Linked DNA regions of Homo sapiens: regions 1, 3 and 4 are each linked to region 2. A link is a loop called in an ENCODE intact Hi-C map of the cell type or tissue named here. Cell type or tissue: GM12878. All regions are shown on one strand. Region 1 overlaps CACNB4 (calcium voltage-gated channel auxiliary subunit beta 4). Region 2 overlaps FMNL2 (formin like 2). Region 3 overlaps FMNL2 (formin like 2). Region 4 overlaps FMNL2 (formin like 2).

Evidence for each region. Hi-C counts contacts between places; a loop is a spot of excess contacts. Peaks named below come from ENCODE experiments on the same cell type or tissue, not always from the same donor. Only the 100,000 strongest peaks of a DNase experiment are listed, where the experiment ranks them.
Region 1: it touches region 2 in a loop (2.4-fold over the local background); 2 of 110 quality-filtered maps call a loop at or near these places.
Region 3: a loop joins it to region 2, with 6 times the contacts of the local background. A loop is called at or near these places in 5 of 110 quality-filtered maps.
Region 4: a loop joins it to region 2, with 4 times the contacts of the local background. A loop is called at or near these places in 3 of 110 quality-filtered maps.

Annotation. Positions count from the first base shown.
Region 1 is chr2:152,046,053-152,051,052 of GRCh38, forward strand. The region is part of intron 2 of CACNB4 (calcium voltage-gated channel auxiliary subunit beta 4); the gene reads right to left. Among named protein-coding and RNA genes, the nearest start is that of CACNB4, 50 kb to the right of the region's middle. RefSeq lists an enhancer at 4,070-4,691. In GM12878, a CTCF peak has its summit at 2,158; a DNase peak (open chromatin) is centred at 1,179; H3K4me3 peaks cover 695 bases; H3K27ac peaks cover 3,087 bases.
Region 2 is chr2:152,562,712-152,567,711 of GRCh38, forward strand. The region is part of intron 6 of FMNL2 (formin like 2); the gene reads left to right. Among named protein-coding and RNA genes, the nearest start is that of PRPF40A, 150 kb to the right of the region's middle. RefSeq lists an enhancer at 2,357-2,446. In GM12878, no CTCF peak of the experiment used is centred here; DNase peaks (open chromatin) are centred at 2,300, 3,720 and 4,150; H3K4me3 peaks cover 410 bases; H3K27ac peaks cover 1,771 bases.
Region 3 is chr2:152,505,062-152,510,061 of GRCh38, forward strand. All of the region lies in intron 1 of FMNL2 (formin like 2), which reads left to right. Among named protein-coding and RNA genes, the nearest start is that of FMNL2, 170 kb to the left of the region's middle. In GM12878, no CTCF peak of the experiment used is centred here; DNase peaks (open chromatin) are centred at 674 and 1,990; H3K27ac peaks cover 1,649 bases.
Region 4 is chr2:152,495,262-152,500,261 of GRCh38, forward strand. All of the region lies in intron 1 of FMNL2 (formin like 2), which reads left to right. Among named protein-coding and RNA genes, the nearest start is that of FMNL2, 160 kb to the left of the region's middle. In GM12878, no CTCF peak of the experiment used is centred here; a DNase peak (open chromatin) is centred at 2,514; H3K4me3 peaks cover 683 bases; H3K27ac peaks cover 884 bases.

The DNA.
Region 1 (5,000 bases), 520 kb before region 2:
AAAAATAAATTGATCATATAGAAATAAAATCAACATTAGTTAGCTTTTTAGATAAACAAGAACAAAAATGAGTTATTAAGAAGGAAGTGGCAATTATTTTACCTGGAAACTCTGATTATATAACAGTATATTTTTATATCATATGGATTGTCCATTCAGGGGAGGCTAGAATGGCCCAGAACACGTAGCACCCCTTTTCTATATGTGAGCACAGGCAGAAACATCACCAAAATTCCTTCCTGGAAAAAGACAGCTTATTAGAAACACAAATGCACACTGTGGCTCAGGAAGGTAAAAAGAGGTTAAATTACAAAAATGTGAAAGCAGCACCTTTGGCCTAGAGCAATTTTACAGAACAATCACTAAGATGATAATCTCTCTATAATTTCTTGCCTACAGCTATGGCTGGTTTCAACTTGACTGCTGCAAACAGGAGAATCTATTTTGCCTTTTATAAAATCTGTCTCTCCTCCTTCCATCTCACCCTCATTTCCTTTCTGGTTTAATTCTCCACCGTGACTACTCACAGAGTTCTATCTATTCAGCACTACACTTTGACCACTGGAAGTCCACACCTAAGACAGTCCTTATTTCTGCCCTTTTAAGATGTCGCCCTAAGCAGAGGAGAAGCAGGTAAGCTCTGCCTGTTGAGCTGTAGCCAGGGGAAAGGAGATGAGAATTCTGCCTGGTTTTCAGCAAACCTTGACTTTTTAAATTAATTAACCCTGAAATTCATCACAGGGTTATCATCACAGGCAGCTTGTCCAAGCTCAAGTATCTGCACTGAACTGTCTCCAGGCGCTACCACCCAGTTAGGAAAAAGGGTCTCTGACTATCCTGGGCTATGAGCACTGAACTTCTGCTAAAAAAAGATTCAGGCAAAGTGAAATTTCTTCACCTCAACATTATTGAGATGGAGTAGGGATCCCTCTTAGGGGCCTCCCCAGCTTCCTCTCAGCCTGAAAATAAAGAAAAATTTGAGTCCCTTCAAGGGAAATTCTGGGTACCTAGCTAGCCATGCAGCCAGCAACTAAGGAAATGAATAAATAACCTGCTAAGCAAGAAGGTAAAAATAGCGTAACAATAGTCACCCAAGTACATTAGACTCACGAGATGCTTGGTTCCCTATAGAAACTAAAAATAACATCTTGACATATGTCCCTGAGTCGTTTTTCAGAAACCCAAACCCTTACCAGATGGAAAATGTCAACCGCTGTCACACAGACCTCAAATAAGGGGGAAATGAAGACTGAACCCTGAGGACAGTTCTTTGTTGTCAATTTCTTCCTGAGGGGCCTAGAGAGAGTTATGCCCACAGGCCAAACCCTGACATTCCTTCCTGCTGACCCCAAGTTTTCAGATGAATTCTTACTTCCTTAACCAATTGCAAATCAAAAAATCTTTGAATCCACATACGACCTGTAACCTTCACTTCAAGATATCCCATCTTTTTGGGCCAAACCAGTGTATAATACCCATGTATTGATTTACGATTATGCTTGTAACTTCTGCTTTCTTGAAATGAACCCCTGCCTTTAAAACTAAAACCCCTCAGTTGTAGCCAGGCACGGTGGCTCACGCCTGTAATCCCAGCACTTTGAGAGGCCAAGGAAGTCTGATCACTTGAGGTCAGGAGTTTGAGACCAGTGTGACCAACACAGTAAATTAAAACCCTATCTCTACTAAAAATACAAAAATTAGCTGGGCATGGTGGCAGGCACCTGTAATCTCAGCTACTCAGGAGTCTGAGGCAGGTGAATTGCTTGAACCTGGGAAGTGGAGGTTGCAGTGAGCTGAGATTGAGCCACTCCACTCCAGCCTGGGTGACAAGGCAAGACCCTGTTTCAAAAACAAAACAAAACAAAACAAAACATCTCTTGCTTGTAAGCTATTGGAGAGTTCAGGTCTTAAGCATTCGCTGCTCAATTCTCTGTTTGGCACCCTGCCACAAACGCCTAACTTTCTCTCCCTGCAAATCCTAGTATCAGTGTTTGGATTTTTGTGCATGCTGGGTGAGAGGACTCAAGTTCAGTTGGGTAACACTGCTGACATCGTGGACCAGATGACTCTTTGTTATGGTGGGCTGTCTGTGCATTGGAGAATGTCTGACAGCATCCCTGGTCTCTACTCACTAGATGTACTACTCACTAGCACCCCCTAGATGTAACAACAAAAAATGCCTCTAGACATTACCAAAAGTTCCCTGGGGGGCAAAATCACCCCAGCTGAGAACCCGTGGGTTAAAGTGAGATTCCACCCTGCTGCCCACTACCATCAGAAACTTCTATCTGAATGCTCTTCACCCATCCCCACCTGCGCTATTCCAGATAACATGTGTTACATCCAGAAGGGGCCATCAGCAGACGGCCAGGCAGAATCCAAGGGAGAAAGAGAATCTGTCCAATAGGAAACCAACTGGCCTCCACTTCATCCCCACACTAAAAGGGAGAGAATAAAAAGTACCTGCAACACTTGTCTCCTGACGATGAGAGAAGTTGGCAGAGCTAGCACTTTGTTGGCCACCTTCTCTCCCACCTTATTCTTTGCCAATAAGGATTTACCCAGGATGTGAGCAGGAGAGACAGCTCTCTACAGAGAGAAGCGTGTCCCTCAGGACCTGGCCTGCACCCATGGGATGGAAACTCTGCCCTCTAGTCCAGCCTTGCAGTCCACTGGTTATAGGACCTTGGGCAAATCATTTAATTTTGCTGGATTTCTTTTTCTTCAGCTGTAAAGTGAAAGAGCCAAATCTTAGCCCTTCTCTGAGGTTGCTTCTAGATCTAAAGTACTACTATTTTAGGGACCAACTGTTGGGGAGGGTAAAAGAAAGAAGAGAGCAGATGGAGGCAGAAGAACCAAAGAAAGCACTGGAATACTCTCAGGTGACTGTATGGTGTGCACAAGAGAGGGCATGAGCTAGGTTTTTAAGAGAAATATGCAAGCTCCAGGCCATTGGTAACAATCAATTGCAATTTCTAGGATAAAGAAGGAAGAATTCATAAGCGGTAGCCTTGTATGTTTTTCAGCACTCCCTATATCTTTACCCATCATAACTTGTTTTCCTGTTCATACCTTGATACCATTCTCTCCCCCATTTGCATTCTCTCTTTTTTTTTTTTAAACTTTTTTTTGTTTTGAGTCTCACTCTGTTGCCCAGGCTGGAGTACAGTGGCACAATCTCGGCTCACTGCAACCTCCACCTCCCAGGTTCAAGCAATTCTCTTGCCCCAGCCACCCAGGTAGCTGGGATTACAGGTGCATGCCACCAGTACTGGCTAATTTTTTTATTTTCAGTAGAGATGGGGTTTTGCCATGTTGGAACTCCTGACCTCAAGTGATGTGCCCGCCTCAGCCTCCCAAAGAGCTGGGATTACAGGCGTGAGCCACTGCACCCGGCCTGCATTCTCTTTCCCTCTCGTTTCACAACCGTATTTCTCCTTCTCATTCTTTTTTCAGATCCCTTTATTTCTTCTCATTCATTATAATGATTATTTTTCTGTGGCTCTCTTGCTCACTCTCTCTCTTTCCTTCTTTCCTTTTTTTCTTCTCCCTTCCTCATTTTCTCTCTCTCCCTGACCTTCTTCACCATAAGAAGGAAGTAGGTCACCAGCCACAGCCCTAGATTCTGTCTCCCTATAATATCCGAATCTACAGAAAGAAAGAAAGGCTGTGTTCTAAAGCATGAATCTTCCACATGGAGCAGCAAGGGCTTACACAGGTGCCCAGGCGACAAGCTAACTTCCTCTTTTAGGCTATGAATTGATAAACCAATAAAAGAAACCATTTTATTCCTTTTAGAGCGTTCAAGTTAAGACCATGTTGGTTTGACTGGTGACTGTCATTAACCTACAGTGAGGAACTTCTACTGAGGGCCAAATGTGTCGACTTGTCTGCAAGGCAACTGCATCTCAACCAACCAGACCACAGTATGGAGATGGGACACCCAAATGTTTTAATCTGGTCTGCAGAATCCCAGCATGGGTCAGTCTGCTGAGTGGATGTATCTTGGCCAAGCTGGCATTTGGCATGTTGGGTGAAAGCCCCAGGTTTTTTGTGAAATACCATTATCACAGCTGCCCTGGACAGATGACTTTCCAAAGTGACATAGTGTGCTGGGCCCGCTGCCTGTCACGTAAAGACGAGGAAAGAAAGTTTCCGGGTTCTCCCACACACAATTCAGCCCTCACTTTGCCTTCCATCCTTTTGGCACACTGGCTGGTCAGAAATGTGATCATCTGCTATTGATGAAGCGGACACAACCTCTAAAAGAGAGCTCTTTGGAATGCTGGACATAAGAGGAGAGAAAATCACCCACTAGATTTACTCTAAATGAGCCACATCAAATGCAACATGAACAAGAACCTCTAATCAGTTGCAATCAAATGAAAAGAGACTTCCTGGAGAGTAACAGCCAGATGGAAAGTTAAAGTCGTTCAGACCATTAACATTCCACTAATGCTCACTGCTTTTTTAACAAGCAAATGGAGCCAGGTTTGGTAGAGGAAAGGAAAATGCAAGACCAGTGCAGCGGCTCACACCTGCAATCCCAGCTCTTTGGGAAGCTGAGGTAGGAGGATCACTTAACCCCTGAAGCTTGAGGCTGCAGTGAGCCATGATTGTGCCATTGCACTCCGGCCTGTGTGACAGAGCAAGACTCTGTCTCTAAAAAAAATTTTTTTTTAATGCAGGCATATCCACTTGTGGGGTTTTTCTGCTTGTTTGTTTGTTTGTTTTGAGACAGGGTCTCACTTTGTCACCCAGGCTGGAGTGCAGTGGCACAATCTTGGCTCACTGCAGCCTCGATCTCGATCTACCGGGTTCAAGTGATCCTTCTGCCTCAGGTCCCCAGGTAGCTGGGACTACAGGTGCACGTCACCACATCCAGCTAATTTTTTTTATTGACACAAGGTTTCACCATGTTGCCCAGGCTGGTCTTGAACCCCTGAGCTTAAGTGATCTGCGCACCTCGGCCTCCCAAGTGCTGGGATTACAGATGTGAG
Region 2 (5,000 bases):
AGGAATATATGGGCTGATTTGGCAGATATATAAAGAAAGGCTAATTGTCTGAAGAATTTCCTGATCACCTTGGAAATTCAGGATGAATTTCCTGATCACCTTGGTACTGGAATGGAAATTCTCACCACTAGTTTAACTGTAATTATTTGTAAGGGATTTAATTTACAAAGTACATTTTAATTTGGTTTTCTATCATTGGACACTTAGAAAGTATCATGTATTGCCAAGCTACCACCTTAGTAAGGATTTGTTTTTCTGGTTAATAATTCAGTATGCTTACTTTTTAAAGTATTTTTTCCAGTAGAGCAGAAGAATCGGGAAAATCTGGGAAACTTCCCAGGTTCAGGGAGGGATGTAACCCTGGATGCTGGAGGTCGAGGGACATCCAAGGCCAGCCTGTTTTGCTTCACAGTTTTGCTTCAAAGTGGATCTTGCTAGAATTAATTTCAAATTGGAAAGTCAGACCAAAAGCATGCAGATAGGGAAATTGTATCTGGAAAAACATAGGCATTATATATATGATGTTTCTGGTTGGCAGGTGTGCTTGAAGATGACCAGCTAAGAAACCAATACCACATTCTTCTGTTTTGTGTTTTAATATTTTCAAGCTCAAGAACAGAACATTTAAATTTCCTTTGATTCTGCTTTATGGTTTCTAGTAGCCCAAGAAAGCTGATAAGGCAGTAACTTTCATGCCACTTAAGGACCTGAAGCTTAGATTTTTGTTTTGTTTTTTAAACAATGTATATCAATAGTTTTCCAGCTCTTGTGGTTCATGGATTTATGTCTGGATTCTAATTCTGTATTTGGTCATTGGATATAGCATCTGTGACATAAAAACAGCAATCAGAAGTACAGGCATATGGTACATGTTGCTTTTCATATACCCAAACATTGTTTACATTTTTTTCTTTTCCTCCTTCTCTCCCCTTTCTTTCTCTTCTCCACACGCTGCCTTCACTTTTGGCTTTCTTTTTACCATCCTCCCTTTTCTTTTAGCCATCTCATTTCTGATTGTCTTCTCCTCTTCTACTTTGTCCTTTCTCATCCTGCTGTCTCCTTCTTCTCTGGTTTCATTAATCTCTCATGCCACCACCAGATTGGTTTCTCTGCCTGAGTATTTTCAGTTCCATTGCCACTAGAGCTGCTTCTCCCCTCTTGCCTCTGGAGCAGCTTCAGTTTACATACTGATGATGAGGCTTCAAACCGGAAAATCTCATAAGTCTCGGGTGAAAACGACATCCAAGCGAGTTCACAGTGCATGCTGGCAGGGCAATCCGACTGCTCTCCATGTTATAATATGATAACCTTGTGGCTTTGTGCTGACATGCCATACTAGAATAAAGCCTGCTGCCTTTTAAACTTTGATACACTCTGTTATCATATTATGATTCCTCATTTTTAGAATTTGAACCTTTACAGTATCTTGCATTTTAATAGCACAGGTTGTTTTTTTTTTTGAAAAAGAAAAAGTATATAAATTCATGCTCTATGAAAATGATTTATTCTGGTAGCTTTGTTTAATTAGTATATGTCTTCTGTATCCAAATGCAGATTTTAGTTTCTTCTTTTTAATCTCCCGATAATAAGACAGACATATTAATCTTATCTGATACCACTTGGCAAAAGGATTGGTTAATCTTGGAAGAAAAAAAATGAGATTTCAGGAAATTTAAAACACATTGTAAATGGGCATGATTAAAGAAAAAAATGAAAAACACTGTGTTCAGCTGGGCACAGTGGCTCATGCCTATAATCCCAGCACTTTGGGAGACAAAGGTGGGAGGATCACTTGAAGTCAGGAGTTCGAGACCAGCCTGGCCAACATGGTGAAACTCTGTCTCTACTAAAAAACAACACCAACAACAAAAACTAGCTGGGTGTGGTGGTGCACACCTGTAATCACAGCTACTTGAGAGGCTGAGGCATGAGAATTGCTTGAACCTGGGAGGCAGAGGTTGCAGTGAGCTGAGATCATGCCACTGCACTCCAGCCTGGGTGACAGAGCAAGACTCAATCTCAAGAAAAAAAAAGACAAACACTGCGTTCTAAAATACAAGGTTGGTTTTTTTTTTTTTTTTTTTTTTAACCAAATTCTAATGTTGACACACATTTTCCTCCTTGTAGTCATACTTTACTTTTTAATTATTCAAAATTGATTGTTAAACATTTTATGTCATAACATACCCCTTGAGTCATATCAGCTATGGGATTCTGTATTACCATGTATTTGTCAGCTTGGCTAGAGGGAAACTGTTGCTATTGATGCAGTAGAGACCTGGTTTGTATTGTCTTCTAAAATTAGAATGTGGTGTGCCTTCGGTTAAGATAGGTTTCTGTCAGTGCGGCTACAGAGCTAGCTAAATTTAACAATGCCATATAGGCACATATGTGCACATCAGATCTATGAAGACAAAGGCTGTGTTATTTCAGATGCAAGAGAAAATACTTTCTGATTTTTAAGAAGGTCCAAGTTAATGCTATTAACTCGAGTAAGAAATGACATAGCAAGTAAATGAGTTTTTAAAGAAAGAGGTGGAGTACTAACTTAGGGTTTGGAGGAAGGGACAAATTTAAACTGGACTTTAGGCAATGTCCAGAGTTGGTCCTCAGGGTAAGGAAAGGTTGCTCCAGGTGGAGGGGAAGTGAAAGAACATGAGTTGAGCACAGCCCTATATAAAGATCAGGTGTGCTAGGGAATGAGAGAAGAACCTGTCCTTTCAGGAACAGGTGCTTTGTGATGGAGGTGGAGAGCTGTCCAGTGGAGAGAGAGTCATAAGACAGAAACCAAGATTCACCCTTGCTATTGATCTTTGTAACCAAGGATGATCTTTTCAAAATAATTATATAATCCCGCTCATTTTTTCCTTAAAATTTTTTTGTCTTCTTTTACTTTCCTGAATATGCCCATAGTTTACATATTCCCATTGCAACGGTTTATTTTCAAATAATATCTTTTCTTTAAAAACAACACCAAGGTCCACATTGCCTTTAATACATTAACTACCATTAATATTTCTTCTACACTCCTCCAGAGTAAGAGTTTGTTTTTCTTATGATGATGATGATGATGACGATGATTTTTTGAGATGGGGTCTTGTTCTGTTGCCCAGGCTGGAGTGCAGTGGCACGATCATAGCTCACTACAGCCTCAACCTCCTGGGCTCAAGAAATCGTCCCCCTTCAGCATCCCAAGTAGTTGGGCCTACAGGTGTGTGCCACCACGCCTGCCTAATTTTTAATTTTTTCTGTAGAGAGACGGTCTCACTATGTTGCCCAGGCTGCTCTCGAACTCCTGGGCTCAAACAGTCCTCCTGCTCAGCTTCTCAAAGTGCTGGGATTACAAGCATGAGCCACCATGCCTAGCCAAGATAATTACTTTAATGGAATGGCATTTCATGAATAGTCCTTATCTGAATATTTACCACTTGTATCCTTAGTGGATTTACGTGAAGAGATGAAGAATTCAAATGTAGGTCCTTGTTTATATATTTTTAACACTGCAGTCCCATTCCTGGCGATGGTTTTCATAGAAGTAATTATTAAAAGTATTTTTCAGTGGTACAAAGATACAGATAGCGTTGATGTAATTTTTATTGGTGAGAAAGCCTTTTCTTAAATGTCTGTTGTGTGGCAGCCACTGTACTAAGGGCCTCGGGGGATTTGCTGTTCACAGTTTACTGCCTCTGTGAGATTGCTACTGTTATACCACTGTGAGGAAACTGGGGCCTGAAGTAGTAGTGAAACAACTTGCCTTGGGTCGAACAGTAAGTGAAGGAGGCAGGATCTGAATTGAAGTGGCTTATCAAGGATTGGAAAAAACACTGAAGAGGCCTCAGCAAATTCTTGTAGCTGTGGTCCAGTGCCTTCATGGGCAAGACTGATTATGGACTTAGTTTGTAAAGGGTGCCTTGCCAAGGGTTAAGGATACAGAAAGATATATTAAATAATATATTTGTATATGATTTGTGGCTGACAAGGGACTTAAGTATATATATGTTTGTGTGTACACATGTTTGTGTACATGAGCACATATATGAAATGTCATGTGAGTGTAACAAACTCTAACAATACGGAAATGTAGAGGTGAGAGTAAACAGCAGAACCTAGGGAGTGATTCACGAGACTTGGTGTGGATGTGAAACAACAATGAGTAAGACCCAGAGGGGTGGCTGGGAAAAGGGAGAAGTCAGGAGAGTGATCTGAGCGGAGGTTCAGTGGTAAGACCGCATGCTTCCTTTAGGAGACAGTGAAGAGATGAGCCTGGCTGCAAGTCGTTTAGAGACAGTTTATGTACTATTCTGAAGGTTAGTCTGTGAAATTGTCACTGCAGCTCATTGGCAGTGATTTTGTTGGTTTTTGAAAAGAGGGGATAATATGGGAAGAACATAGAAATATTTCCATTTAAAGGTCACAGGAGTGAGATGGTTTCCTTGGACACATTTCACATGGGGCTATGTCCTGATTAATTAGCCCCCCCAATAGCAAATGCCTTTGACAAATGGAATATAATGAAAAATAAGAAAAATCAGGCTAATAGTGACTCTCCATTCATATGATGGGTTGCCAGCCTCCCCTTTCATTTGCTCCATTCAAAAAGTATGCACTGAAACCTTTGATTAGAGGCTCTGATCTAGCTCTTATCTGGTCCTCTAATGGGACGTATAGACAGCGTTTCAATGCCTGATTTAAAAGTTCATTAGGAATTTTGTTTACTTTTTTCTTTCTTTCCCTCTTTCTCTTCTTGATCCCTCTACCTCTCCTTTGAATTATCTGGATTCAGCTGTTTCAGCTCTATTTCTTTTGGCTGTAGAGACAGTCAGAAAACTGCCTGGCCCCTTTTTTTAGCATCATATATTTTATGAGTTTAATTGATAGAAAAAATATGCCCAAGTGATGTCATGTCTGAAGGATAAGAAAGAGGAAACCTAAAACCCCAAATCTTGGTTAAAGTTCTATTAGCCCAGACCTTGGAACCATAAAAGACTGGTACAATTCTG
Region 3 (5,000 bases), 58 kb before region 2:
TTGTAGTATTTCTGTCCTGTGTATGTTATGAAAAGTCACACACGAGTCTGCTCATTCTTTGAGAGTCTATATTTACTAAGTCAGAAGATTTTTTTTTTTAAACCCTGAAGCATGAGAGATTTTGTGAGAAAGAAAATCTTTGCACCTTCCATTTTTAGAGAAAGGAATAGTAGAGAGTCAAGTGTGAAAACCAGCCACTGGGTTTCTTGGGAAGAAAAAATATAGTGTTAATGAGTAAGAAATGTTGTTTTGTATGAAGAAAGATATTAAAATTTATCTAAGGGCAGGTTGAGTTACAAGGAAAAAAATGGATAGAATTAGAAACAATTCCAACTGTGACTATTTTAAAATGAAATATTAAATTTGTTACAATTGAACAAAGGAGAATTTAGAATTAATGAATTGCTTTTCTTGTAATATTTTCTTTACTCATTTCTTCTTATTTCTTTAAATAAGGAAACCCAAGTCATTACTTGGCTTATTATTACAGGTTATCAACAACTTAGTAAAACGTGCATGAAATCTGTAAGGTACAGAGCCTAATTCGTCAGTAGCTTTGGCAGCTAGATGTGCTGATTCACTGTCTACCCATTGTGACTTCAGAGTCACAGGACTGTGGGTTAGAAGAAGGATACTAAGGGTCATCGGGCTCCAGCCGGCTCCAGCCGTGTCTTCGAGTGTCTGATAATGAGTTATTTAAAAAACTGAAACCCAGAATCACACCTCTCGTTCTTGCTTAGCTAGTAATACAAGCAGACATTCATACCTTGATTTCTTCAACATGTAATTGGCTTGTAAATCAGGGCGGCCATATAATTGATCATCCAGATTGGAGTACTTTTCGAGTGAAAGGGGGCATTGTTAATAATTATGCCAGGACAGCAGGCATTTTAGATTTGTACTCTATCACAAAGCTAAGTTCTAGCAAATGGTTTTGAAACCGTGTTTAGTCTGAAAGATTTCTTTAGAAGTTACATGTGAAAAAAACTTACCTAGATTGAAGTTTATTTGCCAAGGTAACTAGGGTGCTGCGTACTATGTGATAGCCTGGTTACATGGAACCCCTAGGGAAATATCTCGTTTTTATGATAAAAATTTCTTTAGTTGAAAAATTTGTGCATTTATTTCTCAAATCAATGTCCAACTGTTTTAATAATTTCTCATATGCAGCTTAAGATTAAAATTCTTCATAGAGGGCCTTTTATTTTAGAATATGGTCTTTCCTTGGTATCTATGGAGGACTGATTCTGGGACCCCCTCCCCATGGATACCAAAATCAATGAATGCTCAAGTCCCTGATAGAATGTATTTGCCTAAAACCTATGCATATCCTCCCTTATACTTTAAATCATGTCTAGATTACTTATAATACCTGATATAGTATAAATGTTATGTAAATAGTTGTTATACTATATTGTTTAGCGAATAGTGGCAAGAAAGTCTGTACATGTTCAGTACAGATGCATTTTTTTTCAAATATTTTTGATCCATGGTTGGTTGAATCCACAGATGTGGAACCCATGGACACGGAAAATGTACTGTGCTGCGGGAAAGTAGTAATATCAGGTGTGATGGGGGTGGAGGTAGATAGTATCTAGACTAGAGGTTTCCAAACTTTTTCAGTCATAGCATCTTTAGTGTCTCAAAAATTTTCATGGTGCCTCCTAGACCAAAAGAAAAACCTAACCATTCCATTTATTAAGTACTTAGGTCTAAACAACTATTTATGTTCTACTAATTTAGTGGCTGTTTGAGAAAATATTACATATAAATTGTGAGGAAAAAACTCATTTTATTCTTCTAAAAGCATAATTACTTATCAATATGTGTGTAGCTATGGGGCACTGCACAGCTTTCACACGTTGAATTCAGATTGTGCACACACTTCCTTTCCTGTTCAGTTTTCATTTTCTCTTGTTACTTGCTTTTATCACAGCAACTGCTAAAAAAACAGTTTCGCAAAGGTAAGATGTTATGGAAAGGAAATGTTGCGTGACTCAGGGTAGAAACTTGAACCACCTCAGGCTAGTGGCTTGTGCGGTCTCTGATTTTGAGTCTTGTTGCTTCCTTTGGAAATAATCCCATAGCTTCCATTCATTTCACTGTAGTGCTTGGGGGTGCCTTGGCACTCAATTTGAGAACCACAGATCTAGACATTTCTATTTAGTTCATTATTTGGCTGTTAGCTAAACATCCATTGTGTTTATGGCACCAGAAATTTTTATGTCTGTGTGTGAGAAGCTCTCAAAGCCATTATGTTAAAGAAACTAAGATGCTCCAGCACTTTACCCCTCCCTTCTTTGAATTAGGTTGTATCATATTCTGGTACTGAATAGCTAAAGTTTATTGAACACTTATGTCAGGCACTGAGCTTGATGAAACACTTTGCATGTGTTCTCTCATTTTCTTTTTGATTTTCATAACAATCCTGCTATATAAAGCTTCTTCTATCAGGCTCCTCCTGAAATCCGCTTGGAGTAGATACTGTCCTTATTTTACAGATGAGGAGACTAAAGTTCAAGTAATTTAAGTGATTTGCCTATGAACATCGAGCAAGTAGTTTCAGTTCTGTGATATAAACTTAAATTTTCTTATTTTACCTGAAGACTAGAATCTTTGTCTGCAGCCACAGCCTCTTCTGTGGACACTGTGCTACCGTCCATGTGTCTACTACTGTTTTGATAGGTACTTTTTGTGTTTCGTGGTGGTCCTAACAGGGAGATCTTTTTGTTCTCATTTTCAAATAGAAACACCGAGACTCAGAGAAATTTAGTTACTTGCCAGAGTGAACAGCTAGTAATTGGAATTTGAACCCAGGTATGAGTAATTCCAAAGGTTGTAATTGTAATTTATTGTGATGACCAGAAGACGTTTTCTAAAATTCTGGAGTTATTTCAGAGTCATTAAAGAAAGATTAAGTTACGATAATATGGCTTTTGTGTTAATTTGATAAATCGTATTCACTTAGAAATCATGCATGGTATGTGTGGCACCTCTCTATTAAACAGTGTGCCTGTTGCCCAACCATGTGCAATAACAGAGAATATATTGTGCTTATCATTTATAAATATATGTATAGAAGAGAGAGACAATGAATGGACCTATTTGTCAGTGGGCAGCTGACTGGGATGGAACACTGCAGCAACGCTGAAACGACAGACCCCCGAGATAGGATGGTGTGTGGAGGATCAGATTTTAAAGGCTTGTTTAGGGAGGTGTGTAAGTGCTAAGTAGTTTCTCAAGTTGAAAATTAGGAATCTCTTGATCCTGTCACTTCTCTATAAAACCTAATAATCAAACAGGGATTCATTTGCACTTGGAGTTGCATTTCCCTCTGGAAGAAGACAGATCTAAATCAGAGGTATGCTTCAAGTTGGCAAACACTTTGGGTGGGAAGCAACATTAGGTACTGGATGAAGTGCGTTGCATTAGCCCTGGGCTCCTTAGGACTTGAGGTGTAATTTGCAGAAGGATAGATTGGTTCATGTGAGTTAGCTATGGTTCATCTCTTGAGTGATGGGGGCGGAGTTGTTATAGAATGTAAGAATGCAAAGATTGAATGGTCAATGTGGTATTTTGGCATTCTTCCAAATCCTTGTAGCTCTTTTGGAGAAGCATAACACTGCTTTGTAGGAAAGAGAAAAGTGTTTACATCCAGAACATATTGAGTGGGTGTACTGAGTTCAGCAGCCAGGGTCGTGTCCCCCAGGCCTACTGTTGTGGTTTACCCAGCTGAGACGCACAGAGGGTCAATACAGTCAGATTTCTGCATCCTGCCACCCCCCGCCCATTTTCATCTCTGTCTTGCATGCATGCTTGCTTTTTCCTTTTTCTTGCCCACAACCAAGTCCAGCACTTAAAATGGAATAGTGCACACTCTAGGGCCTGCTTCCCAGAAATTCTTTGTCTGTAAATGTAGGTGTGCGCCCACCCTGGAAAATGCTTTCTTCTTATTGCCTTGCTTGGTGCATGCAGTGCACATGTCACCATGCTTCCTTGTTTTAGGCTGAAACCAGACCACACACTTGGGTAGCACTTTACACCTAGAATGTACCACTGTGGTGTGAGAATATAAAACCAGGCATAACTCAAATGACATGGATTTTATTTCACATGAACCTTTTTATCTCCAAATAGACAAACATTGAAAACCTTATGCCCCAACAAGAAAGAGGTACTTCTTATTGAGGTATCTAAGGGTACCTGTTTATAATATGATTTAGTTCAGCCATATTTAATAAATAATCTATTATTTAATGTTATAGTTGTTGTGCATTGTATGTATAAATTCTAAATTTCCATGTACCACACATCAGAATTAATTTTATTATGGGATTTTTTTTTTTTGCTCAACTCATAACTGTTAGATGTGTATTGTGTATCTGTCCATGTTCTGAGTATTATAGAAAGCATCCAAATATGCCAGAGAACTTTCCCTCTCATTGGATAAAAAGTGTACACATGTGAAATGGCAACCAATACGGTCACATTTGGTCCCTTGAACAAGTGCTATTAGAGATAATACAAAGAAAAGGTCACCCCAAACATGGTATATAGAAGACTCAGGTCTTGGGTTGAGATGTAAGTTTGATGGAGAGAAGGTGAGTGGGATGGTAGGAGAGGCAGGTCAGGTCCAGGCCTGGAGTATAAGAGAAGGTATATCTGTACTCTGGACCTTTTTTTTTTTTTTTTTTTTTTTTTTGAGAGAGGGTCTTCCTCTGTTGCCCAGGCTGGAGTGCAGTGGCACAATCATGGGTCAATGCAGCCTCGAGCTCATGGCTCAAGTGATCCTCCTGCCCCAGCCTCCTGAGTAGCTGGGACTATAAGCACATGCAGCCACACCTGGCCAATTAAAAAAGTTTCTCTTTGTAGAGATGGGATCTCACTATGTTGCCCAGGCTGGTCTCCAACTCCTGGGCCCAAATGATCCTCCCACCTTAGCCTTCCAAAGTACTGGGATTATAGGCATGAGCCATGATGCTCGGCCTATCTGGAGCTTT
Region 4 (5,000 bases), 67 kb before region 2:
CTTTGAAGTATTAAGTACATATTATCAGTAAGTTTTGTTGTGTTCCTATTCTACGTAGATCATATTATCAGATAGAATGTAAAGATAGATTAAGATGTTCATGCTGGGCCAAGTGTGGTGACTCATGCCTGTAATCCCAGCACTTTGGGAGGTTGAGATGGGCGGATCACTTGAGGTCAGGAGTTCGAAACCAGCCTGGCCAACATGGCAAAACACCGTCTGTAATAAAAATATAAAAATTAGCTGGGTGTGGTGGCACATTACTATAATCCCAGCTACTTGGGAGGCTGAGGCACGAAAATCCGTTGAACCCTGGGAGGCAGAGGTTGCAATGAGCCGAGATCGTGCCATTGCACACCAGCCTAGGTGACAGAGTGAGACTCCGTCTCACCAAAAAAAAAAAAAAGATTTTTTTCATGCCCTAAAAGCTTTTACACCTCCTAGTTGAGAGGACAGGATACACATACACACACACTTCCCTACCTGCCTGCCTGCCTCCAGGAAGCATATACGAAATGCCAATCAACTAGGATGCCTTGTTTAGTGTTAAGAACTAGAGAATGACGTGGATAGCTGTTCTGATTCTACGTTAGTATTTCTTAGCTTCTTTCTTACCCTAGTCATTTCACTATTAGGTTGGCAATAGTAATTCCCCATGTTTACCCCAGCATTAAGCTTGTGTATCTTCTATCAGCCCATACCTTATAGGTGGCAAGATTAATTTTAAAAGAATTTCAGACTTAAAAAAAGTTGCAAACTAGTACAAGGAGTACTAGTTGCTATATAATCTTTCTTACTTTCCCCAAATAATGTCTCACATAATCATAGTGTGATGATCAAAACTAGGAAATTAACAGGGACACAATACTATTAATCATTGTCCTGCTGATGCCCTTTTCTGGGTCCGGGATCTAGGGCCGGTTCCTACATTGCATTTAGTTGTTATGTCTCTCCAGTTTCTTCTAATTTGGAACAGTCAGTCTGTCTTTGTTCTTTATGATTTTGATAATTTTGGGGATTACTGACCAGTTATTTCATAGACTTTGATTCAGGCTGGGCATTTTTGGCAAGAATATCGTGGAAGTGATCTTGTGTACATATTAGTGCATTATCATCACATGCCCATGGTATCTGCATGTCTCGTTACTTTGCTAACTTGATCACTTGGTTAAGGTGGGGCCTGCCAGATGTCTCCACAGTAAAGCTATGATTTTTCTCTTTGTAATTAGTGTCTTGTGGGGAGATACTTTGCAACTCTGCAAATATCTTGTTTCACATCCTACATTTGCTAATTAATTTTAGCGTTTGTTGATTTCCTGGCTGCATCAATTATCACTGTGGTGTTTGCCAAATAGTGATTTTTAAATTTCTGTCATCCCGTCATATGAGTTAGAATTCTGTGAGGGTGAGCTATTCCTTCTCCTCTTATTATTTATTCAGTTATTTATATCTGTATGGATTCATGGATATTTGGTTATGGGTTACAATCTCTTCCTATGATTATTTATTATATTGCTCAAATTGTTCCAGATTTGGCTATTGTGAGGTCCTTAAATTTGGCTTGTAATGTTCTTTTGACATGTTCCAATTTTTGGACCAATTTCTTACTTTTGGTACCATAAGATGTTCCAAGCTTATCTTGGATTTTTTTTTTTCTTTTCCTGCTCCAGCCCTGGAATCAGTCATTTTTCTAAGAAGCTCTAGTTCGCCTTATTAGAGAAAGGTATATAGAAACCAAAATTTGGTGCTAGATGTGCTTATTGTTCCTAAGATGTCAGTACTTCTAGCCGTTCTCAACAGATAGAGCTAGGAAGTATATGTGTATACATATACATATGCACACGTTTGTATCTATATATTAAAAACCTTAGGGTTCATTCTCACTTTCCCCCTTATATGTAACTCTTTTATCTGAATGTGAGAAACCTGGTTGTCATTATCCACAATGTGTTTACTTATTTGTGCAATTCTAAGCTACACACATAGTAGTTTTCAGAATGCTAACACATACCCCACGAGAAATTTGCTAACTAGAATGTAACATTTGTGTGCATTTTTTTTTGTTTTTAGTGTTAGAATAGAGTACTGTTTTCTAAAGTTATTTAGGTTCTTCTCTACCTACTTTGTGCTTTTGTTCATTTGTAATACATTAGGTTCTCTTATTTCATTTTGATTAAAATCATGTTGGTTTTATTTATTTTTAGGTGATGTCAAATATTGTCACAGTTCTAAGACTTATAAATACATGAAAAGTATGCTCAGAAGGTGTCATTTCTTCCTCATTCTTTCTGACTCATTCCTGTCCTCTTTCTGTAGATAATCTCATTACTTCTTGGTTTATCCTTCCTGTATATATATTTTTTACACACATCAGCAGATGCATACTGTATTTTCTTATTTCCTTTTTTTATACTTGAAAGGTGGTATTTTTTGTTGTTGCACAAAAATTGCCACAAACTTAGTGGCTTAAAACAACACAAATGTATTAGCTCATAGTTTCTGTGGGTCAGGAGTTTGGACATGGGTTAGTCGGGTTTTCTGCTTTTCTGCTCAGACTCACCAGGCTGAAATTCAGGTGTTGGCCAGGGTTTCGATATCATCTGAGGCTTGGGAGTCCTTTTCCAAGCTAACTGGTTGTTGGCAGAATTCCATTGCTTGCGGTGGTTGCACTGAAGCCCTTATCTCCAAGAAGCTGCCCACATGACCTCTCCCTGGTTTGTCTCTTAGTAGTGGCTCTGCTGCTTTGGATTTTTCTAATATTTTCTCTAGCCCTAGACTATCTTTAAAGGGTATACTTCTTAAGGTCAGACCCACCCAGGATAATCCCCTTTCACCTTTGCCATATAATGTAACCTAATCATGGGAGTGAAGTCATGTCATACTCATAACCTATCTACAGTTAGGAGGAGATGATAATATATGACATGTGCCCCAGAAAGCAGGAATCTTGGAGGCTATCTTAAAATTCACCTTTTACCATGTAGCATACTATAGGTAGAATTGCAAGATAGCCTCCAAGTGCAAAAATTTGAAAAAGTATTGTTATATTGTCTATGCTTTTTCTCCATGAGATGTAGAGTTTTTGTTCAATTTATTAAAAATACTAATTTTGGCAGTTAGGGTTTGAATTTCTGTTCTAGTGTTATGTTTGTATTTTACCATTTTTTTTAAAAAAATGCCCACAGCCACAGGTTTCTTATTTAACTTTATATTATCTGGGTTGTCAGTTTTTAAGGATATTCTTGAACCCTTACCTATTTCCTGTACACCAATCCATGAACTCAGTCAAATTTCCAGTTTTACTCTTCCTTCTTCTATTTGTTTAAGTCGTATTACTTCTATGTTGTCACAACATATAATATTGTCACATTGTTCTTTCAGCTCTGCATTTCGATCTTCTGGCAGATTTTACTGACGATAATGTTTTTGTGTAACATATATTGTTGCTGTCTTATATCAGGAATCTCTCTACCACCACCCTTTTTCTTTAAAACCTTGAGAATACTGAGATTTGGGAGATCATCAAGGAAAATAAAACTGAAGACAAACAAATGTACTTACCTGAATGTTCAGAGACCTCACCATTCATGTGCATTATTGAAAACATGGCAAATGGTTCCTACTTCAGAAAGAGGCAGAATTAGTCCCCCTTCAACTTAATTAGTGAAGGAATTTGGCATCTTTGTAAACATAAAGGGCCTATGTGGTTCATGTATCTTTCTGTAAGGCAATAACCGTGAAGGGCAAAGGGGCCCTTAGTTAATTATAACTTGAGTAGGATGGGAGGGGTCAATGGCATTTTAACGTAGAAGAACCAAGTGTTAGTAAAGAGCTTTTCTTCTCCGGGAGCTTGGTCAGCTATGTTTTCTGTGAAGCCTGATTGGGGAGTCAAAGTCCCAGTGGAAAAGTGTTGATGAGAAGGCAGATTCTAGAGGATCAATATTTCGAACCTCCTTTTAAGCTCATCCAACTTCACAGCTAAAAAGCTGTTGAGGCTTCAGAAAAAGGAAAGGCACAAAGGAATGAATGAATCAGAATTTGCCTGGATGTGATGTTCCTGATGATGGTCAAAAGTCCTGAGAGTTCCAGCCTTGAGGCCTGGCTTCCCTCTCTCTGCAGGCCTCTTGCTGGTTGCTTTTGGAGGAAGCTGAGTGTTTGGGTTGTTGTGATTGCTGCTGTTGGGGATTTCATATAACATAGCTCTGGAAGGTCTTGTACTCATGACTATTAGTTATTCAAGGCCACCTAAAATCTAAATCAAAGAAATGACTAGACAGAAGTGAAAAAAAGGGCCTGATTCGTGAAACGATTTCCCAACTTTGTGATAGGTCACTCAAGGCTTAGTGTAGGCTTTTTTCAAGGTAGGTGTCTTTTAGGACTGAATCGGTTCCAAGCTATATGAGAAAGCTTGTGTGTGAATAGGTTTCTGCTGGCAGATGGTTGGCAGGCTCAACCATCAGCCTTCCAGACTTGGGATTCTAACAAAATTCTATTCTGTGGCACAAGCCTAGAATAAGTATGATCCATATAAATACATTCATTTATGCACATATTAGCAGTACACTGAGTTCTTGTTTTTGTGATTTTGATGATCTGGTGCTTTTGGTTTTCCTAATACTGGTTCATGGAGAAATAAGTTGTACTGTGTTGGCTAAAACCCGACTCTGGATGCACTAAATAATTCTTCTGAGTTTCTTTCTCTTTTTCCTCTAGCCTGGAGGAAGTCTGTCTGCTTTCTCTTTTGCAGTCTGGAGATAGAGCATTGACCCCTGAAGCAATGCTGGGTTTACTTTATTAGAGCTCACCCGCAGATGTTAATGAAAGCAGAACAGTGAATTAGTGCTGACTTCAGAGCAGAACAACTTGGGTGGGGGAATCTGTGAAGAGAACATGTTGTTATAGGCAACACCCAGGGGAAAATTGACAAATCACAGTAAGAATCATTGGATATTTCTGCCCCACCAAGAGAGCAGGAGGGTGAGAACTAAATCATCCTCTGA